Regions from separate parts of the Mus musculus genome. Here region 2 is linked to region 1. Evidence: chromatin contacts called from ENCODE POLR2A ChIA-PET data. All regions are on one chromosome and are shown on one strand. Each heading gives the region's core, a stretch centred on a gene start or an enhancer-like site at or near the end of the contact. The rest is flanking DNA. Distances are from core to core; before and after follow the strand shown.

Region 1 (2,710 bases), core at 180-2,679:
TGTGTGTCTTGCATGTGTGTGTGTGTGAGTGTGCAAGTGGAAGCCGAAGCTTGATGTCACGAACTGCCCACCTTTGCGGTCACTCTTCCACCTTGCTCAGTCAATCAGGTCTCTCAATCAAACTCAGAGCTCGCTGATAGGGGTAGCCTTGTTGGCCAGCTTGCTCAGTGAATCCTGTCTCTACCCTCAGAGGCTAGGAACAAAGATGGGCAGCAGAGCCCACCCAACATTTACCTGAATTCTGGGCATCTAAGCTACAGTTTGTGTGCTTTTGTGGTTCCCCTGAGCACTCTGGGACACTGTTCTGTGGTTGTAGTTACTGTGTTGAGACATGGTAGGAACCAGGGTCACTTACTACAAGGATCAACCTTTGGGAGTGATCTGCTCATTGAATGGGCTTGACAATTCTGTGATGCTTGTCAGTCAAAGGTTGCCTTTGGGAAGAGGGAGGAGTTCTGATTTGAGCTGATTTGCTTTTCTAAGCCTCATCCCAGGCAGTAAAAGGCCTGTGAATAACCAAGTATAACCCTGAGGAGCCCACAGCTCCAGGAGGTAGTCTTTCTGTGTTTGAGACTGACTAGGGAAGTTTAGAGGAATGCTTCAATATTTTCTCTTTCAGCCCCCTGCTGCTCCCACCCCCTTCTTCAAGACTTCCTCTACATATGTTTATCTTGTTGGCATATGGAGCAGGCTACACTTCTGGGTGGCCTTAGATAGTGAAGACTAAAAAAAAAAAAAAAAAAAAGAAAACCTCCCCACATTTGTGCTTATGGGAAGAAGGACATATTAGATTGTGCGGGAGGGAGAAGAGGGAGGGAGGGACAGAAGAGAGAGGGGGAATAAGAGGGAGGGGAAGGAAGAGAGAAAGAGAGAGAGAGAGAATGAGGCTGACTGAACTTTAATTTTGAGGGGTGAGTGTATAGAGGGGATGGGAATGTGTGTTTCTATGGGTATGTGCCCTAGAAACTATGTCAAACAGAAAAACAAACAGACAAACAAAAAACCCTTTCTTTTGAAAGAACAGTTTGAACTTCAGGCCTGTTAATGATATAATTGGAGAGCAGGGCCTGACCCCAGCACCTACTACCTTCTTGGTTGATAGGAACAGCTCTGCTGTTTGTCACCTGTTGGGTCTAAGTGTGGCTCTGGTGGGAGCCCTACAATCCTGTCTCCTGTGTTTGCCAGGCTTAATTAGCTCTAGAGGATGCTATCAAAGGCTGTCTGGCAGTGGTTTGTTAATGATAGGGGAGAGATTCAAAAGCACTAATTAATTGTTAGATTATTTGCAAAGCACATGCTGGAAACCCGAAGCCTGCAGAGAGGGTTGGCAGAGAGGCCTGAAGAGATTAGCCCCGACCTTCAGGCTCAATTGCCTCTTGGAGTTGGGCCAAGAGGGGCATAGCTGTTCTTTGTGGAGAAGTACACTTGGCCTTATTCTTCCCTGAATGGCCAATTTGCTGTTGAGGCTCCAGGGTGACAGAACTTCTGTGGCCCTGGCAGAAGCAGACCGCCCAAAGGACACTCTTAGGAAGTTGTGTGTGCTTTCTGTTTAGTGAGAGAAATACAATCACTTAACATTCATTAACCAAATAAACACTTCCTGAGGGCCTCTCAGAACAGGCAGGGAGCTGCAGTTTGATCTTGAAGCAGTTCAGGTTCACAGTGTTAAATGTCCAAAAGCATCAGGGTTAGGCTTTTAGGGGTTTAGAACACTTGCTGAGCGTGCCTAAGGCTCTGCCCTTAATCTGCTATCTTACCAAAAATACCTGGCCCCAAACATCCATCATGTCAATTAGCACCTCCCTCCCCATTTAGGGGAGTCAGCAAAAAATAAAATATTTAAGTGCCCAGTGTAAAGGAAAATGATGTTTAAAACTTTGAAAAAAACTTAAAAACCCCTAAATTTGAAATTCCGTGTCCCAGTGGAAGCTCGGTGTAGACCATACAGGGGGAAAAGGGAAAAGCAGGCTGGTGCTTTTTTTCTTTTGGGCAGTGCATTTAGTGTATCTTACAGAATCGCAATCCCTAGACTCAGCCCCATCCGTCGTCCTTGTGTCTGCCCCGTAAAGATGAGCGGGATCTGAGCCTTTGCCAGCGACCACCATTTTCTGTGGATTCTGAGGTCAGCGTTGTAGAAGAAAGCAGTAAGAATTTGGTGATTATCCGAGAGCCAAACGAGTGCATGCAAATGAGAAAGCTGCTGTAGCCCTGCTTAAAAACAGGCTCAGAAATACTCTAAGACCCAGGTCTGGCCTTCACTCTGCCTGACAGGCTGCAGTGGCTCCTCCCCACCCCTCAGCCCCACCCCAACCCCCACCCCCAACCTGCTCTTCTAGGCTTGGGCACCGGAGTAAGTAGCTACAAACTCCAGACCAAATCGCACTTTATTAACAAGATTCAAAAGCAAAGAATTCTAAAGAGACATTTCAGAGATCCATGCTGAGCCATCCCATGGTACTGTCACAGCGTCCTGAAGTTGAGAAAGGCACAAGATGTGCTACTTCTGTTTATTAAGCAACTCGGATCCGCAGGAGAGTGTTTTCATGAGCGCCTCCTGGAGTGCGGTGGAGTGATGCTCACCCACGGATGCCTCCTTGGTTACTTTGAGGTCCCGTATCCTGAGAACACGAGGACGTGCCCCAGCTGGCAGGCCCCAGGGCCGGACTTTAACACTTTCTGAAGGCCCTTCCTGATAGCTTTATGGAGTCTG
Region 2 (2,861 bases), core at 247-2,746, 38 kb before region 1:
TTCGCTTCTCAGAGGGGCATAGCTGAGAGCTTCTCCTGACATTCCTGTTGGTCCCTGCTGCTGCTGAGGCTGAGGCCTGGCTGTTTCTGCTACGTAGTGCCACCGCTGTTGATTTGTGTTGACTATCCTGACTCTACTGAACTTCATATATCTGTGAAGTGTTTGCGAGTGGATCCAACTGTCTCTTCAAACCTGTGAACTGAACTACAGATTTCCAGACAACACAGATGGGAGTTGCTCCAAAGAACCTTTCTAAACAGGTCTACTTCCCCATATCCTTTGGTTTTTCCTACTTCTCTGGAGGGTGGTGGGCAAGAAGGGAGGTTAAAGTGTTTAAGAAACATCATTAAAAATAGGCTTTAAAAACTTAAAATTACAAAAGTCTAGCTGGGCTACTCATTTGTGCAAAGGTTCCCTGACGATCCAGCAGCTGTCAAGACTGGAAACTTGTCTTTGAACCAGACACTTCAGTCACTCCATCTGTTGTGGCACCTGTAGAGTTTCCCGTGAAGTAACTGGTGACAGAATTCCATGGATAAAGGTGCTTGCTGCCAACCCTGAAGAAATGCACCAAAGATGGATTCTTGGGCCCTACTTGAGGAAAGGGAGAAAGTTGTCTTCTGACCTCTACTCTGGCCAAGGCTGGTTCTGAACTTGTGATTCTTCTGCCGTACTTGGTTGTATGTGGTGCTGGGGCTCAAACTCAGGGCTCTGTGTATGCTGGGCAAATACATTACTACCGAGCTATAGCCCCAATGGGCAATTCACCTTTTAATAGAAAGTGAAGCGTAAACAGTGCCAGATTTGTGTTGGTGACTGAAGTAGCTGCATTCAACTCTTGCAAAGCACATTCATGCAGGCAGGACCCTGTGTGCTCGCCTATCCTGTGTTCAGAGGGCCGCGGGGAAACCGTAGGAATGGAATTCAGCAGCTGGAGAAGGCACTTTAATTCAGCAGCTGGAGAAGGCACTTTGAGCTAGGCTGTAGAAAGTAAGAGACCCTGACCACACCACAAGAGCATATCTTTAGATAACCGAAACTGGAGAAAAACCAAACTGGGGCAGAATGAATGTGTGCATGGGGCTTCGATGTGGGAATGGGTTTCTCTGAGATTTTTTTTAAAGGAATTTTTATATCAACAACCAGGAATCCAATAAAACTATCTTCTCCTAAGGCCCTGGTAGTTTGAAGGATCTAGGGAAAGGCAGCGAGTCTTCGCAGTGCGCGCCACATCCCGGGTACTCCACACTTCTTCCAGGCCGGGGATGCCCAGCTGTCATCCCATCTCGGGCCGAACCCCCCCCCCCCCCCCCCACACACACACACACCCGACTTCCTTTCTATCCTTACAGCTCCAGCCTTCTCTGCCCGAAGGGAAGCACAGGCTGGAGCAAGCTCTCTAGGCTCATCCATCAGCAGTGGAGGAGGAGGAGAGGAGGGGCAGGAGGAGGAGTTTCTAGGCGGCCGAGCCCCCGAGGCCCGCGGTGCCCTTCCCCCCTTTCGCTGATTGCTGTGGCTGCGCGCCCGACCCCGCCCGCGCGTGTGCGCGGCCGAGTTAGGGCGCCGCACGGGCCTGATGGGGGTGATCCAGGCTTTCGGGGACGCCGAGCGCCACTTTCCTCCTCCCTGGCAGTGAGAGAGAGAGAGAGGTGGAGAGGGAGAAGCGGGCTGCTGTCCTTCCAGGCCACTTTCGCTGCGCGATTCCGCGAGCTCCCGGCAGGAGGTGAAAGTCCCCGGCGGGGTCCGGATGGCGCAGTTGAACTGCGGCTGCTGAGCTCGCGGCCGCCTGCGCGCGCTGGGCGCGGGGACTCGTCTGGGCTACTCCCCCACCTCGCGTTGGACGACCGGTCCTGGACACACCGCTTGCGAGGTACGTGCGGTTTGGCGCCCTATCAGAGGCTGTGCACGCTGCGTAGTGCGGGTCGGTGCCTGCTTTGCGGGGTTGCTCTGGCCATCCAGGACCCCGAGGCTGGGACCTGGCTTTGGTCCCGCAGGGTTGACGCTGAGCGGAACCGGGATCCGCTGCGGTCCCGGGTGGGCAGCGCCGGGGAGGAGTTCCCCACACCCGCTTTCGCTCTTCCTCTCCACGGTTTCCTAGTCCCGTGCGGGGCTGCAGGCCACTGCGCTCCTGGCGCGTGACAGCGTGGGTGGGCACTCGACCATGATGGGTAGCAGAGGCCGCGGCCGCGGGACTCGCGCGCCAACGCCAGTCCTGGGTCCCCGCTGGCCGCGCCCTGGCTCGGGGAGTCAGTCCCGAAAACGCTGTGAAGGACGCTCCCGGGTTAACCTTGTGGCGCTCCCGCTGATGGTAGAGGCTCCCTACGATTTGTGAACTTGGTTGGGACAAACTTGAAACTCTTGGATGTTGCTAGAGGAATCCGCTTGTAGAGTTGGGCTTATTGGGGCATTTGTCCCACCTTCCCGCACCGGATAGGAGTGCAGACAGCTGGAGTGACAAGCCGCAAGTATCACGGCTTAGGTGTTGGTGCAAACAGTTGCCCTACTCGCTAACCGTGAACTGGGAGGACACGGTCCCCCAAGGTGGCTGTGCGGTTTGGAGGAGTGCACAGATGTTTCTGACTGGGACCGTGCGGAGCGCAGCACAGGTGTTAGCGCCTCGTGCTGCGCCCTGCTGTGACAGGAGAGCCGCGAGGATAGGCATCCCGTGAGTGTCAGACTGAGATAAAGAACCAGCCAATTTAAAATTTCTTCTTTCTTCGAAGAAGTGAGCGGTTTGGGAGGGTACCAACACGCAAAAAAACCCATATCGGGATCCTTTAATATCCAGGGAATGGCCCTTTAGATTGTAGCGGGTAATTTTAGGGAGAGCTCAGCAGGTCCTTTTGGGGTACTAAAACGGG

Evidence for each region. ChIA-PET counts read pairs that join two places held with the same protein, here RNA polymerase II (POLR2A).
Region 2: POLR2A ChIA-PET joins it to region 1 with 14 read pairs in Patski. The contact joins the promoter of Tgfbr3 here to the enhancer-like site in region 1. POLR2A ChIA-PET finds 5 or more read pairs at or near these places in 3 of 5 experiments (Patski and embryonic stem cell).

The regions. Positions count from the first base shown.
Region 1 is chr5:107,250,635-107,253,344 of GRCm38, reverse strand. All of the region lies in intron 2 of Tgfbr3 (transforming growth factor, beta receptor III), which reads left to right. Among named protein-coding and RNA genes, the nearest start is that of Tgfbr3, 38 kb to the left of the region's middle. Within about 2 kb of position 1,429, at least 1 of the 3 ENCODE cell types and tissues checked has a DNase peak (open chromatin) inside an H3K27ac peak, as active enhancers do.
Region 2 is chr5:107,288,264-107,291,124 of GRCm38, reverse strand. It overlaps Tgfbr3 (transforming growth factor, beta receptor III), which reads left to right and starts at 1,496. Exons shown (of 17, transcript NM_011578.4): 1 at 1,496-1,870.